3 separate regions of the Mus musculus genome follow, and regions 1 and 2 are each linked to region 3. The links are chromatin loops, found by intact Hi-C in ENCODE. Cell type or tissue: heart. All regions are shown on one strand. Each heading gives the region's core, and the rest is flanking DNA. Links, peaks and the distances in the headings are about the cores only. Region 1 overlaps Trabd2b (TraB domain containing 2B). Region 2 overlaps Trabd2b (TraB domain containing 2B). Region 3 overlaps Trabd2b (TraB domain containing 2B).

What was found. Hi-C counts contacts between places; a loop is a spot of excess contacts. Peaks named below come from ENCODE experiments on the same cell type or tissue, not always from the same donor. Only the 100,000 strongest peaks of a DNase experiment are listed, where the experiment ranks them.
Region 1: a loop joins it to region 3, with 2.0 times the contacts of the local background. A loop is called at or near these places in 2 of 42 quality-filtered maps.
Region 2: it touches region 3 in a loop (2.1-fold over the local background); 2 of 42 quality-filtered maps call a loop at or near these places.

The regions. Positions count from the first base shown.
Region 1 is chr4:114,592,265-114,597,657 of GRCm38, reverse strand. The region is part of intron 4 of Trabd2b (TraB domain containing 2B); the gene reads right to left. All of the region lies in intron 1 of Gm33655 (a long non-coding RNA gene), which reads left to right. Among named protein-coding and RNA genes, the nearest start is that of Gm12829, 85 kb to the left of the region's middle. In heart, for the core only: no CTCF peak of the experiment used is centred there; DNase peaks (open chromatin) are centred at 2,007 and 2,337; H3K27ac peaks cover 482 bases; H3K27me3 peaks cover 2,256 bases.
Region 2 is chr4:114,582,233-114,587,625 of GRCm38, reverse strand. Trabd2b (TraB domain containing 2B) reads right to left here. Exons shown (of 7, transcript NM_001085549.1): 4 at 994-1,168. It overlaps Gm33655 (a long non-coding RNA gene), which reads left to right. Exons shown (of 4, transcript XR_003955095.1): 3 at 2,462-2,572. Among named protein-coding and RNA genes, the nearest start is that of Gm12829, 95 kb to the left of the region's middle. In heart, for the core only: no CTCF peak of the experiment used is centred there; a DNase peak (open chromatin) is centred at 2,761; H3K27me3 peaks cover 1,041 bases.
Region 3 is chr4:114,531,238-114,536,630 of GRCm38, reverse strand. The region is part of intron 2 of Trabd2b (TraB domain containing 2B); the gene reads right to left. Among named protein-coding and RNA genes, the nearest start is that of Gm33710, 110 kb to the right of the region's middle. In heart, for the core only: a CTCF peak has its summit at 2,520; DNase peaks (open chromatin) are centred at 2,130 and 2,520.

The DNA of each region.
Region 1 (5,393 bases), core at 912-3,411, 61 kb before region 3:
AACTGTGACGCACAGGAGTGAACTGTGACGCACAGGAGTGAACTGTGACGCACAGGTGAGAACTGTGACGCACAGATTCTGACTTTGACCTGGCATGCTGACAACAAGCCCCTCGTCTCTCCCTCAGCCTGTGTGCTGGCTCGATTCTTTCAACTCCACACAGACCAGAGTCACCTGAGAAGAGAGAACTTCAAAGGAGTATGGCCTTCATCAGATTAGATTGATCTGTGGGCATGTCTGTGGGGCTTTTAAAAATTTATTTTTGATAATTAATACAGCAGGGCTCAGCCCACTGTGTGAGGTATCAACCTTGGGCAGGAGGCTGTGGGTTGGATAAGAAAGCAAACCAAGTAAGCCAGAAAGCAGCATTCTTCCATGGTCTCTACTTCAGTTCCTGCCTCCAGTTTCTGCCCTACCCTTTCTGGGCAATGAACTGTTACCCGGAAATGTAAGACAAACCCTTTCTTCCCCTAGGTTGCTTTTGGTCACAGTGCTTTACTACAGAAATGGAAACCAACTAAGACAGCCTACGATCCTAGCTTTCCTGACACTGGTGTCTTTCCCCACAAATGTCAAATGAGCCTGTAGCTCTTCAGCCTAGAGAGGCAGGGGGAGTAAAAGTCCTTGGCAAGGATGCTATATTAAGGGAGCTGAAACTGTCCCTGGATAGGTAGGAGTTATCACCCTCATTTGGCTCTGTTGAGCTGGAAGAGAGCAGTGGGTACTCTCTTCAATGCTCAGGAGGAAGGACTCTGCCAGGTACTAATGGCCCCTGCTCTGGACAATGAGGTAAGTCCCCCTCTTTGTATATGGAGAACTGGCTTTAATGATAAGCTCCAATGGTCCAACTGAGGTCCCCACATCTGCCCAGAAGTCTTCAAGAGCTATCAGTGAAAACTCCAAATTGTATGATGTCCAGGAGAAGCAGGTGACACCCACTGACTGTCCGAGGCTATACTGTGGATTGTCAGAGGGCCCAGGCTTGGCATAACTCTATGTGGTTTCTGTGGTGTAGACCTCAAGGGATGCTGCTTTGTTGTGAGCTCTGGGTGTCTCCCATGTCTGCTTAAGAACCCTGGCACTCCCTCAATCTTAAGGTTTCTGAATTGGATTGCTTTCCTTAGTCTGGGGATACTTAGAGAAAGCGAGCAGGTCTAGCTCAAATTTCCACCATCTCCTCCTCTGAGCCACACTCTTCTCTCCCCCTCTCATCCTTCCTCCTGGGAGAATGGTACTTCTCCTCTATGCTCCTTGTCAACTCTAGGAACGACCCTTCTATATCATCTGTGCCCAGAACTCAGTGATGTAATCCTGAATCCCAGCCAGTGTTCCTGACATTTACCCTTTCTGGTGCTTGGTCTCATGAGATCCACAGTTGGAGCTTCTTAGTGCCCAAGCCTCCTACTGGTCTGTGCCCTTGTCATCGTGTCCTTACTCATCTGGTGACACCCTTAGTGGGCTTTCTTTTTCCCAGTCCAAACAGGAGCTGTGAAACCTGCCCTTGGCCTCTTTCCTCTCTGTTCTACTCATACCTCTGCTACCCACAGTAGTGATGACTAACTCAGTGGCCCATGGACATCTCCACATAACCCTCCCACGGAGCTCACTAACCCTGCTTACCCTCCTCCATGCTATTACTGTGCCTCTACTGGACATTGCTACTCAAGCTACCGTGACCTTCATCCTCCCCCAGTCAACAGAGACCCTGAATGTTTCCTCTCAAATATACTGGACCATCCAGCCACCACCACCTGCAGCCACACTGCAGTGCTCTTCTGTCCCTTCCAACTACAGCTAACCTGACCTGCCCACAGCCCTGATCTGAGTAACTCTGTGAGTGCTCTCACAGAGCCACCTGATGGGGGTGGAGGTGGGATATAAGCTTTCTGAGGGTGGGGCCGTGCCTGATTCATCTTTGTCCCCAGAGTTAAGCCCAAATCTGGCGCACCACCATGGCTCCACAAATGTTTGTTGAATGAATGAGTGACACAGCCTTTTACTCCACATCCTTTCCATGATCTCACCCTGTCCCCAGGAGACCCAAGTTTCCCCCATTCTTGTAGCCCAGCCCTGGCCCTTGGTGACTCTCCTCAAGATCCCACCAATCCTAGGAGCTTGGCCCCTATACAGGCCAGAGTCAGGGTCCAGCATATGCTGTCCCCAGGGGTTGGCAGACAGTGCTTAGGCTTGTCTCCAAAGTTGGAAATTCTGAACAAGGCACCACCCCCATGCTGGAACCTGCAGGCAAGGTGGTGGAAGGTTTCCAAAGGGGCCCCACAATGTTGGGGCTCAGCCTGCTTGGCTTGCCCATCCTCCCTGGGGCTCCTGGCCACCACTCAGCATCTCCCTCCAGCATTAGCTTCCAGCTGTTCTCTGGCCAGCTCTCTGCAGGAAGACACGTTCCATTTCATTTGCTGAGTCCAGAGAGGACAACAGAAGAGGAAAGAGAGGGCGGGGCACAGGGAGCTAAGGAGACACAAAGAGGGAAGTAGGAAGAAAAGCAGAGGGACTATCTATTACAGGGGGAAAATGGGAGTGGGGAGGAGAGAACTTTAGGACCTAGGAAGCAAAAGAAAAGGGCAGAGAAGAGAGGCCAGAGACCAGCTGTAAGAGATGTGGTAACAACTTCAGGGGGAGAAGAGGGAAGAGGAAAGATAGCCAGATGGGAATGGGGGTGGGGGAAAGAATATGATAGGACAGAGATTGGATGAAACCCACATAGAGAATGGAAAAGAAAGAAGCCAGGAGAGAGAGGACCAGAGTTGGCAGCAAAGGATGCAGTGCAGAGATGGTCCCAGGATGGACAGCATTAGATGGTCATCAGGAACATTCAGGCTTCAACACCATGGGGCAAGGCTGGACTTGTCTCCTGAAGACAAACCAGGGGCCACTTACAGACATCTACATACAAACAGGAAAGGGGTGGTAGGGTGTTCCAGAGTTGAGAAGAGGTTCCTTTCTTCTGGGTGTATGATGGGCTGTGCCAGTGTACAAGGCTTGGAGGACAGAGAGCATAGTCTGCCAGTCCCACCTGACCCTCTGGCATGGGTAGGTAGGGCATGGCAGAGCCTGGGCACAATACTCAGCCCATCCATGAACCCTGTGGCCTTGGGTAGTTTCCTTTCCCTCTTTGTGACTCAGCTTCCCCAAATGCAGTTGTACCATCTGGCTTCCATCCTCCCCATCCCCCACACTGTATGGTTTCACCTGGTGGTGACCTTAATACATTTAGAAGCTTCCAGACCACACTGTTCCATTTCATCCTCAAGTAGCCACTGAAGGTGCTCCCACTTTATAGATGAGGAAACTGAGGCTCAGCAAGGGGAATAGGACTTGCCCAAGGTCACATGCTGGTACGAGGTAAGGCTTTTTGGGGCTCATCCCCAGAACTGATCCAGTTCATGGCAAGCTCCATCACGTCTACTCTGAAGTACTTGGCAGCTGCAGAGATGCCAAGATCATGGTTGGGGGCAGGGAATGGTCAGAAATGTGTGTACCTTCCAAGGTTCAGCAGATTGGAGAGAAAGTGTGTCAAGTGCTCAGCATGAACAATGCGCCAATTAACTGGGCAATTTCAAGACTGCAGTGGGGGCTGGGTGGCGGAGGAGGAGAGGACCAGATGTTTCCCCCGCACAGGCTCCAGAGTAACGCGGGTGCCTTCGGCCAGCACACATGTTTTCTCTCCAGTGAGCATGCGGGTTTCCAGTTTTCCCCTCCTGGAAGAGGCATCCCAAGTCCGTATTTATGTTCCGTCTGAAATTAATGCAAGGGAAACTTTCAAATGCGAATCTCACTGCCAGGGCCTCCGGCCGGATATCAAACCAGAGCCATGTTTGTTTTCCCTAGGAAGTGTGACAGGAGGGGTGGATAATGAGGGGCACCAGGGCTTCTAGTCTATCCAGAGCTGTGTGGAGGGGACCTGGCTGACCTGGGCTTCCTCTCCTGCTCTGCAGTCACACAGCAAAAGGCTGAGCCTTCTCAGTTCATTGGGGACAGACTTGACATGGTCTGAGTAGCTAGCTTCATGCCAGGTTCTGAGACGCACTGTGGTGTCTACCCAAGGGAGAGATAGGTACACACAGAACAGTGATGAAGGGGCACAGGGATCAGGGAATGAGGAGGTAGGAAGGATGGAGAGGGTAGCTGTGGAGGCACAGCACCAGGGAATGTCACAGAGGGAAGAGAAGATGCCAATAGCGACTGGTCCTGCAGTTGAATATAAAGAGAAAGAGGAGGGGGAAGGTACTGTGAGCACTGGGGCAGGAGGGACAAGCTGTGGAATTCTGACTGCCCCAGGATGGTAAGAGGGCAGACTCTAGAAGGGACCAGACAGCATTTTCCCTAGCAATTGTCTGACAGGGTTGGAGAAGTGCTCTGCTTCCTGAGGTGTGGCACGGGAAACAAGGACATCCTCGGGAGTTGGTGATGCAGGGATGGAGCCACAGCCCCTTTCCTTTTAGTAGCCTTCGCTCTGTGCTCCTGTGTGGAAGCTTCTGGGATGCCGGGAATAAAAAATGAAACAGGGATGGATGAAAGACTGACTCTGCTTTGCCATCACTGTGGCAAAGGTGGACACAAACACCCTGGGTGACAAACTGCCTGCAGGCAGAATGTGCCTGCCGTGTTTGGATTAATTTTCTCTTTCAGCTACTCAATAGTCCAACTTGCCCATGTCACACAGGTATAAAAGGCAGAGCTGGGTCTATGCCTAGCCATGGCTCAGGTGTGTCCATAGCAAGGCACTTTTGAGGGTAGCTGCACAGACAGTGCCCAGCCTCCAGGCTCTGGGGAGGCTCCTATTTGGAACAGCCTGTGTCCTGGAACTTTTGCAGGCATCTAATGCATGCTAGGCTGTGGGAGGCCAAGAAGAATCAGCCATGGCCCTCTTCCCTCTGGTGCCAGATGACCACAGACACAGGCAATGACTGCTGTGTCTGTCCAGGCTAGTCTAGGGTGGGATTCGTAATAGCCTTCATGAGTTTGGGTCCCAGCTATGATTGGGACAATCACTCTCTGTAATCCCTGGCTTTTCCTGAGGTTCAGTATCCCAGGGTCTAGGACCTCCTGTTGGCTAGAGACATATTTAGGGACAGAGGCTCATCCTGTTTGTGGTGGTTTGAATAGCTATCCCCTCCCCCTCCCCCAGACTCATGTATTTGAATGCTTGGCCCATAGAGAGTATCACTATTAGGGGGTATGGCATTGTTGGAGGAAGTTTGTCACTGGGGGTGGGGGGAGGGCTTTTAGATCTCCTATACTCAAGCTATGTCCAGTGACACAGTCTCCTTCTACTGTCTATGGATCAAGATGTAGACCTCGCAGCTGCCTCTCCAGCACCATGTCTGCTGGTTATCACCCATGTTTCTCACCATGATGATAATGGACTAAATCTC
Region 2 (5,393 bases), core at 1,516-4,015, 51 kb before region 3:
TGTCTGAGATAGGGCTTACTCTATATCTCTGGCTGACTTTGAACTTACTAGTCAGGCCAGGCTGGCCTCAGAGATCTACCTGCCTATTTGTCCAGAGGGTTTGGACTATGGGTGTACATCATCACACCCAGCTGTAAGTTATTTTAAAATTTTCACAGAACACAGGTGGATTCCACACATTTAAGTGGCAGCAAGTAAATAGTTATTATAAATCACAGATCCAAAATTGACTAACTCAGAACTTGCATACAATCCTGGCTCCAATGCAGCCATTGGAGACAGCCAGAGAAAAGCAGGAAGGGTAAAGAGGAACAGAGACTAAGGGCCCCAAGGAGCCCTGTGTAGACATCTTCTGATCCCTTTGCAGGAGAAGAAAAATCCCCAGAAACATTTAGCTCATGCTAAGCATCACTATGTTGCCATGGTTCATTATAATTGTGATGATGATAGTGATAATGATGATTGCAAGTGCCATTCTGGGTCCCCACCATATGTAAGGTTATTTAAATGTCACTCATCCTTACAGCTACACTATAGCTTGGATACTTTACATTCATCAAATCGTTGATGCTGTCCTTCCCATTAACAGAAGAGAAAAATTGAACTTTTGAGAAAGTACCAGCTAAGGTGACATGACATATGGCCCTGTTGGAGTTGGAGTTACAACTGTGGGCTGTCTCCCTTCCTCACTCATGAGGCCACAGACCCTTCTGATTAGCCCTGGTTCTAGGTTGAGTGGGTCCAGACTTGGATGAGAACGGAAAGATTGTTTGGGTCTCACATATATCCACCTGGTACTTGAAGGACCTGAGAAAGTTAACCTGTACTGGGCAGGGGGTGCTTCCCTTGCCAAGGGAGATGCTATGAGAGAACACGTGATTCAGAAGCTGGGGAAGCACTAGGGTTCTAGCTCTGCTACTGGGTACTATGTGGCTTTCATACCCTCTTCTGGGCCTCAGCTTTTCCCTTGACAAGTAGAGGTCAGAGCCAAACCTGCTCCGAAGGCAAAGAAGCAGATCTTGTCCTGGTTTTCCTGCAGCAGCGCCATGACCCTCTTTCCCATGCGCTCATTCCTCTTGTAGATGAGCTCCTGCCGGAAGTAGCTGTCGATTTCCTGGGCTGTCACCTGCTCATGAGGTGGGAGGGTGGTGTTGATGAAGTTGGGTAGCTGCAATGGTAAGACAGGTCCTTTAGGTCTTGATGTGGCAGGGCACATGTCAGATAAACCCCAGGTAGGACTGTCGACTTACCTTTCTGAAGCCCTAGAGCATGCTCTCTGTTTCCTGTTTATCATCAACCCTCATACCCTCAAAGATGAGCACTGCTACCGTTGTACATGTGAAGCAAGCCTGAGAGAGAAAGAGCTTGAGACCTGTGGTCACAGCCAGTGTATAGTGGAGCTACACCCAGGTCTGCCTGGTATTTCTCTGGAGGTTGGGACCCAGGGTGTTGGGACTATGCTGGGTTCCTTATGTCCTTCCTTCAGCCCTGAATCCAGCACTACGTGGACAAGGAACCCAATTCAACAAGAGGGTGAGAATGACAGCTATGTCGAGAAGGCCATAGGGCTTGGGGTGAAGGTGACTTGAGCTTTGGATTCAGTTCTGATACAGCGTATAGTGACCAAGCCACTCCACTTTGCTGAGCCCTGACTCTCATTTGTAGGAAGGACTGATGGGAGGGATTAAAGGAGATGAGGGTCACTACTGTGGCCTTATTCAGCGCTTTGCTCTACAGAGATGAGCAGGGCAGAACTTTCACCTTTTCCCATGTCTGAGCCACTGTCTGCCCATCTGTCTTCAAATTTTCAGAAACTTCTTGAAAACTATCCCAGGATCACAGATCCTTCCAGACTGATGCTTGTGGGATAAGCTGCCTAGAGATTGTCCATCTTTACAGTTCTGGGTCCTTTTCTCTCCCTACTGTGTCACTTTCCACACAGCCTGAGGCCTGGCAACAGCTCTGTGGATGTGCTCTTAAACTAGGCAGAGGGATCCTTGAGTTTAAGGACAAAGTCGGGTCATTCCAAGTCCCCAGGGCCTGCTACATAAAAGATGCCTATCAGGGGTCAAATGTGAATGTAAGATTGCACTGCCCCTTCTGGGTTGTTGTGTTTTTATTGTTTCATCTCTCTGGCCTGGAAGGTAGGTCCAGCCATTCTAGCACCATCTCCTTCAACATGTGCATGGAGCTGCTGGGGAAAGTAAGGCAGTGAATGAAATCACACTGTCTTTCCTCTCCATTCCCCATGCATAGCATCCTTCAAGCTCCTGTTCATAGGACATTCCTCATTGTCACCTAACTAAGTACAAACCATAAAATACTAGTCTGGACTGAAACATGAGGGGAGGTTGTACCCAACGACACCAACTTCCTAGAGATCTTAGTCCCCTAGGAAAGCCAATTTTTATGGCTTTTTAACCCAAGCACATGTTTTTTTTTTTTTTTTTTTTTTTTACAGCCACAGAGGAGTTATCAACATCCTTTCTGAGAAAGATGGGGGAGTCAACAGCCTGAACCCTGAGGGTTTGTGAGGAGGGCAGGACATCTGCCTCTGCTCTGCCAAGAACAAGTGAGAGAAATGGATAGTAAGAGTATCTGCATCTTACAGCTCCTTTGTCAGAGGAGCCGGACCCACTGCTCTGGGATGGAGAAGGAAGTGATGTGATTGTCTCAGCCTGAGTAGTGCACAATGTGTACAATGTGCACAGCAGCCCTGCTCATGCCTAGGCCAGTACAGAGCTGGCACCCAGAGACTGCTTGCTTGGCAGATAGACAAATGAGGGAATGGAGTTCTTATCCTCCTCCACACTGGAAGGGATGACTGGCAGCTCTGATGAAATAGGTCACACTTGACTTGATGTAGTTCCAGGAGATGCTAAAGATTTTTGAGTCAGGGTGGAGAACAGAGAGGCTATGACTAGAAGGACTATTTCCAGAAACACGCCTCTCAAAGGCTCTTCTCCATTTATGGGGTTTGGGAGAGGATAGGAGGCCAAGCTTTACTACATGTTAGTGTTTGTTAAGTCACTGAACAAGTGGATGGATGAGCAGGATGATTGGCAGTTGAGGAAGAGTGTTGATGAGCACAGGTCCTGCAGTCACACAGCCAGTGCAGCTTGGGTTGTACCTTTCATTGCCTGGTGCACTCTAGGTTATGTGGTCTCTCTGAGTCCCACATTCTTCATTGGTAACAGGGTGACATACATGACTTTTACATGGATTCAATGAGACCAGCTTTGAAAGATGCTAGCACAGTAAGGCACTGTGAATATAGCCATATATATATATGCATCACATACACACACAATATATGTGTAATGGCATCCTGCATTGTCACCTTCATGTGATGCTATGGGTTATCAGGGACAGGTGGCCTACAGAGATGACAGATGGTCATTAGAACTATCAGACAGAAGTGAAGGAAGAGGACCTGATCCCCTTCTTTCTTCTGTGGATCATGGGATCTATGAGCAGGTACCCCTCCTTCCTGCTCTGCTTCCTGCCCACAAAGTGCATCTGCATAAGGATTCCCCAGGGAGACTTGAGCTATTTATAAGAACAAGAAAGAGTGAAACTTCAAAACCATGAAGAAGTAGGACTGGATATTCAGCTTCCCCTGGGCTTCCCAGCCACTGCCTAGCACTCTCTTAGAGTCTCATGATGATGGGCTTTGGCCCCATGCCAAGGATGGGGCCTGGGTCTGGGCCAGGGCTGGGGGAGAAGCAAATTAATGATGTCATTAGACTTGTCTGGGGCCTTAAATCTCCCATGACAAGTTTAAGTGGAGGGCATATGATAACATTTCCAATAGATCATGGAATGTCCCTAGAGTTCGAGAGAGATTGGTGTGTGATGGGGTGACAAAGATACGGTCTAGGCAGGGCTGGGGTGAAGTTATGGGGGAGGGGTTCAGTGTAGGCTCCCCTGACCTGTGGCTAGGGATAGCCAAGTGCCCAGGTCTGTTGATTATACTCAACTACCCATTTCCCTGTACCCATCTACCCAGCAAATACCCTCTGAGAGCCTCCCTAGGTCCTGCCCCATGTCAGGCTAGAGGCTACCTCAGCACCCTTTGCTGTCTCCCCTGAGACTCCTAGGCCCATGGAAGAGTCAGCCATTCTTGTAAGAACTACGGGATATGCAGTGGGAGAGGGCAGGGAGGGAAGCAGGGTTCACAGAGGGGCCTTGAAGTATGATTATGTGGTCTGGTTCATCTGGGTCAGCCCAGGTTTATGGTTGAAGGAGATTGCTGCACTCCTATCAATTATCTTGACTCTAAGTAATAATATTTTACTGTATACTATTTGAATAAAACATATCTGTGGCTACTGTGCCCCTCAGGGGGGTAGGGACCACAGGTTTCTCAGGGAGGACTTCTGAGTGGCCCTCCCATTATGAATACTAACAATGCCAGTGGCCTGCAGCTGTAGCATCAGGGAGCACTCATTGCTGAGGACGGGGATGGAGGAGTGAGGAGGTATACAGTTAGTGGGTAAGGGGCACTGGGCCTCAGGCCCTGTTCCATCCTGGCTGCCAAAGGTTACTTTATCAATCTCACCACTGCAGCCAGAGCTATATTTGTTCTCTGTTATGCAAACCATGCCCTCTGGAGACATCAGTCAGACCCCCCTGTCAGCTTCTCACCTGGGAAGCTCCACTAACAAGCTTAGTTCCTACTTTATGATTGCCCTGAAGTCTTCCTGACCTCAGCAGGGTGACAAGCCCTAAAGCTTCCAGATCTCCAGACCTCAAGACTGTTGAGGCCTCTGGCTGCCGATAGAGCTTCACATAGAAGGATGTGCAAGGGTAGTGTCCAAGTCTCATGACCCTGGCTTTCTGCACAGTAGGGCAGGTTTTCTGTGAACTCCATATAGAGCCTGGACTATGATTCAAATCTGGCTAGACCATTTGCAATTACTGGGGACATGGCTACTGCTATCAGAGGTCAGCAGTATTTCTGGACATAGGCTCAAAGGTAAACAGAGTTGACCAACCCCCAAGCTCACCCTGTGCCTCTCTCCTCCAGCTTATAGTCAGCCATAGGCCTTGTCCTGTCCACCCTTCTTTCTCAGGCCAGCCGCATCACAGCCAGCTATTCAACTTGCCATCAAGACCTCTCTGCTGTGTAGCGTCACCTCCCAAACCTTGCCCCTAGTGGATTTAGGGTGAGGCTCACCAGAAGTGGGGCCCTAGTAAGAGTCCCATCAGTTCACAGTGTTGGCCTCTTCTCCTCCCTCTTCCACTTCGAGACTAGAGTCCCCAGACCTGGAGCCTTCCACAGTAAGGGCTGGGCTCCTCCTTCTATCCTCTAAGCTTCTCTAAGTACATTATGTACCTACAGTGATGTGCATGACAGTCACTCACTGGCAAGCACTCTACAACAGGCGCCA
Region 3 (5,393 bases), core at 1,378-3,877:
GGACACAGCCCCAGCTGGAGTCTGTGCATGGCAGCTTTTGCATATTGTTTTTTTGCTTTTAGAAGAACCCCCAAACCCTGGCCTACCTTAATCCACTCAACTAGGTGGTGTGAAGCCCAGTCAGGAGGGAAATTGTCCACATTACAAAAATCATACGAAAGAAATTATGGATGGAAAAATCATTACCTTATAAATTGGCCAAGCTGTTCAGAACTTGTAGGAAACAGGGCATATAAAATTCTCATGGCACTTTGGGGCTTTGATAGCTCCTCATTACAGCTCTCAGACTCCAGTGAAAAATGTCCTCACCCAGAGAGGGCTAATTTTACTTTATTAATGACATGGGGTGGGGTTGAAGCCATAAATTCCGGCTACCTGAGTGCCTGAAGCTTGGGACAGAGCTTTGGAGAGATATTATCTCCTGTGGCTATGCTGCCCTTGGTGATCTTTGCTGCTGCCAAGAGGAGAAGATGGACTCCTGCCCTGGACCCTTGCCTGTAGACCACAAAATGCAGTTGGAGGAGAGGAATGGCCACCTAGCTTTGCTCTGATAAGATAGACTGATCTGTTCAGCAGTTTGGCTTAATAAGAAATATAGCACCAAGAATAGAGGGATCTACAAAGTGGTGCCCTCGATTTTAGGTGTATTCTTAATTATTCCACTCACATCTCGTCAAGTTGACGTGTAACCAGGGTTAGGACTCATGCTACACAAATCATGTGTGTAAGGACCATGTCATAGGCCCACAGGCGATTTGGAATTTTAAAGCTACAGTCATAACAGAGAATGATTGACCCAGCCCTGACCCCGGAAGACACCTCCAGCTTCCCACCTCTGTTACAGCTGTCATCAGCACACAGAGCTCTTCTAGCTTAAGTTTTTTTTTTCCCTTGTCCATGTAACCAATGAGGACAGCGAGGGCCTAGAAGCATTCCATTAATCCTGGAGTAGTGATCTGGAAGAGGAGAAAAGCAGGTCACGGTCATCTTACCCTCACTCCAACAATTGCCTAGTTGCCTTCAGATCCTCCTCTATGCAGCAGTGCTGGTGAATCATGGCTGCCAAGTCCCAACTCCATGGCCCTAAAATTCCTAGCTCTTACTGACCATGGAAAATGGAGGGTCTGTTTGTCTTTTCTCTCCCCTTAGGACACACCACTATGACCTTCCTCAATTTTGTTATATAATTATTCATCCTTCTACCTCTGAAAGGTCATATAACCTATGGCAAGTATCATGTGTGCTGCCTAGTCTGATGCGGAGCTTTGCATCAGATCAGGATTGATCAGGACACTGGGAATGTCTAAGGGTCTCCCCTGGCCAGACAAGTAGACCGCATTTGGTTTTGAGAACCAAAAGCTGTTAAGAGGATGTTACAGGTTGCACTGTATCCCTCTCATCCTAGTTTATGACAGTCTTTTTTCAGAGTGCAATTGTATTTGGAGGTGGAATGATCTCCTGGTGACCATGATAATATGAGGCCCTTCATGTGGGTCCTAATCCAACCCAACTGTCATCTTTATGAAAGGGGATGGGGACACATAGACTCCAGAGGTATGTACAGCAGGACAACAATGTGATAAGACAACAAAAAAGCTGCTGTCAGTGGTCCAAGGAGAGAGAGGCCTTAGGAGAAACCAGCCTTGCCAGCACCTGGACCCTGGAGCCCACTTCTAGTATGAAGGACTAAATTCCAATTGATGGCACCATTCAGTCTGCGGCTCTTTGGTATAGCAGTCCCAGCAGAATAAAATATTACTTTATGAAAGCTGCCAAGATGAGACTTGAACTTGTGTCTTCTGCCTGTCAGTTCTGACTTTCCCCACCACGGAGAAAAGCACATGAGAAAAGCACGGAGAAAAGCACGTCTCAAAATCTCCGACAGCTAGTGTGTGCATTTTGAGAAGACAGCAGCTACACACTGCAGATTTCCATTTGGCAGCAGACACTGTGAGTCTTTGCTGGCATGCCTTGGGAGGGTCTGAATGGTTAGCTCTGGAGCAGAGGAGGGCAGGCCAAGCTGGCCCCCAAGGAAGCTTGGCTCCTAGTGTCTTTGTTACAGCTGTGGTCAGCACTAGTCCTTGTACAACAATCTTCTTGCTCAACCCCTGCAGCCAAAAGTAGAATCCCCTGATGGGCCATTTGGCTCAATTCAGGGTTTCACAGGCCTGTTCCTTCCAGAAGAAGTTGCTGACCCGGCCAACACTGGCCCACAGACTCACAGGAGAATTGCAAAACCCATGGCATTTACTCAGGTTGAATCCCCTGCCTTGGGTCTTTGAGCTACTTCTTTATGTGAAAGAAAATCTATTTCCCACCCTCAGCTGTGAAGTGGCTAGACTACAGAGAATGGTGTTAATGGAATACCGCATAGAAGGTGTGGCTTCTTGGGGATCCTTCTACAGGTCACAGGTCCACAGAGGATGTCTCAGACTTCCTGAAGGAGCTAACCCAGCTCTCCTTGGCCAAGCCAGGGACAAAGATCTGGAAACTATAAGTGACAGCTGATAGAGGACTTTCTCATGCTTACTGCTGCCTCAGGAGGGAGTAGGCTATTTAATGTTGCCAAGCTTATCAGCAAGGGTGGTATTTGAGCTACTGTTGGAAGCTGAGGAAAGACTCCAACGTCATATGATATGGCAAGTTGACCAAAATGACCTCAAGAGGCCTCTAAGCCTTGAAAGAGCAGAAGTCTATGAGTCTAGTCATTGTTTCAATAAATATTCACTTGCCAAAGTATCTATCAGGCCTGTGTTGAGAATGCAGGATTCTTTGCATGTGTATCTGCAAGTGCCTGCATACTCAGACAGATAGACAGACAGACAGACAGACAGACAGACAGCGGGAGTGTGCACATGTAGGAGAAGGGGACTAGTGTATAGTTTCAGATGAAGGCCCAGGATGTGCTGTCCCAGTCACACAGTCCTCCCCCGCCCCATTCTAAAATGCTCCTAGTTGACTTCTACCTGCAATGCAGTAATTTTTAAATTTAATTTATTTGATTTTATTTATTTTAACTTTTTTAAAAAAAAAAGTACTCTGGCCTGCAAGCCCCACCCTAAACAATCCAGGCTGAGGAATGCCCGCTACCCTCTGGACCACCCAGGACAGAAAGTAGAGTGTGGACACTTGGTTCCCTACCTCTCTGTTGGACAGGTTTGGGGGCGTATTCTTGGAGCCATGTCTAGCATGGAGCAGACTGAGCTTTCCCCAGAAGACTTTATTGCTGAGGCTCTTTCAAGAGAGGAAGAGAGTTCTCAGACAGACAAGGCCAGCTCTTCAGAGGACATTGTGGGGGAAAACTCAGCTTCCCTGTGCAGAAGACAGAAGAAGGAGGAGCCAGTGTGATCTTCTTACTAGCCAAAAAACAGGGGAAGACTGCATTCCACCACAGATCCATCCTTTCTGACACCCAAGCATGCCTATTTCTTTCCTGTCTTAGTCCTTATACTTCTGCTCCACATACATCCGAGTCTCAGTTCAGTTTCCTCCCCCACTTCTGGAAGTCTCTCCTGCCCTCTATCATTTGTACACTTGTTCCTTTTTCCCATCCCAGGTCCCACCCTCACGTTAGCTCTTGAATACTGAAATATCCTGTCAGCTTCTGAAATACAATGAATAGATAAATGATCAAAATGGGTACCTAGCCCCTTATAGGCATCTGGGGCCTAAGGAGACTCACAGGAATAAATGCAAACCTGCAGAGGTTAGAGGTTCAGGGGTAGAGACAGAGTGGATGCAGGTGCTCATGGGAGGGCAGAGACCCAGGTAGAGGAAGCTCTGACACTTAGCTCAGCAAGTAACTGAGAAATTTGGAGTTTTGTTTTTTCCTACTACTGAGTATTGAACATAGGGCCTAGGTAAGCACTTTACCACTTGGGCTGAACTTGTACTTGAGATGAAATAACGCCAAGTGTTCTAGATTTGGAGGCTTTTGGCATTTGCTTAGGTAAGTGGCACCCATTGTTTCCAATGACAATGGTATAATATCTTCTAGGTAATCTACAAGCATTATATAAGTATTCAGGAAGATGTCTGTAGGTTATATGCAAATACTATGCCATTTTATATTGAGGGCTTTTGTGTCCTGGAACTTGTTCCTGCAGATACCCAAACAAACAAACAAACAAACAAACAAACTACATCAGACCTGAAGGCACCTGTCTACATGTCTCTCACCAGAAAATTGCACTTGGCCCTAGGAAATAAGAACTATTAAGGAAGCAGAGGACCAGAGAAGTCAAGCTGGGACCATTCAGCTACTATGTGTCAGAGGCAAGTCTTAAACCTTGGCTATTTGGTTCTATAATCTATGCTTTCAGAAAATGTGACTAACATAGTGGCCCCTGACAAGTGTCTTAGAAGTGACAAGACACAAAACAGTACAGACAAGTGCTGGGGACACTATCAGGTCACCTCATAGCTGGGGGGGGGGGGGGGGGGAACACGGAGATAGAAATTGTCCTTAGGATAACCCTTAATCCAAATACCCTTGAAACTTTGATGTATCTCAGAAATGACATCTGAATCCATAAAGTGGCTGGGGACAGATGAGGTTGAGAGAGATTCAGAGCAGAGCTCCTTCTGCATAGGGTCTGAGGGGATCCTGCCCCAAGGAACTGTACTCAACGGACTCTAAGGTGGCCTTTGTTTGTGTCTTGAAGGGGAGGAATTCCAGGCCAAAGTAATCTAACGGAGCATGAAGGGAATTGCGTTTCGGGCTTCCCACTTCCTGATCTGCTGCAGGATTCATTTTCATGATTCCTTTTGAATGGTGTGAGTCTGTTCTGAAGGCTGAACACGGGTCCCATGTGTCCACACAGCGCCAAGAATCCTGGCCTTTCCCGAAGTTCAGCAGGGCCAACCCCTTCTGGCCATGTCTGGCCAGAACCCCTGGGAACTGCAGCTCTCTGGCAGCACAGGTGGACTTACACAGCCACTGTGATTTCACCAATGTCCTCTGTGCTTAGTCACTCCTGTTATGCTTGCAGCACTGATTATAAGTTATTTGATTTCATCTAGGAGGTGCAGGCACTATTATTATATCTCTAGTGTGATGATGACCTAGGATGATAGTGGTGTTCTGGTGAGGTTGTCTGCCCAACCTTGTCCTGGGACATTGAATGCAGTTGCATTTACACATATACCTACCCCAAAGCTGCACTTTGCATTGGTGTTTACCTGGTCACCTTTAAAATGAGTGATGGTGACTAACACCTCATTGAAAGACCTGCTCAAGCCTCACATTCTCTTTGATATTAGATTTCACTTCCATGGCTTCCACAGCAGCCAGAGGTGACAGAGATAAAGGAAAAAAGCATAGGGAAGACTAGAAACGGGCATAACAAAGAAAAAAACTTCCTTAATGAATGTTGGCTAAGCCAAGCAGCTGC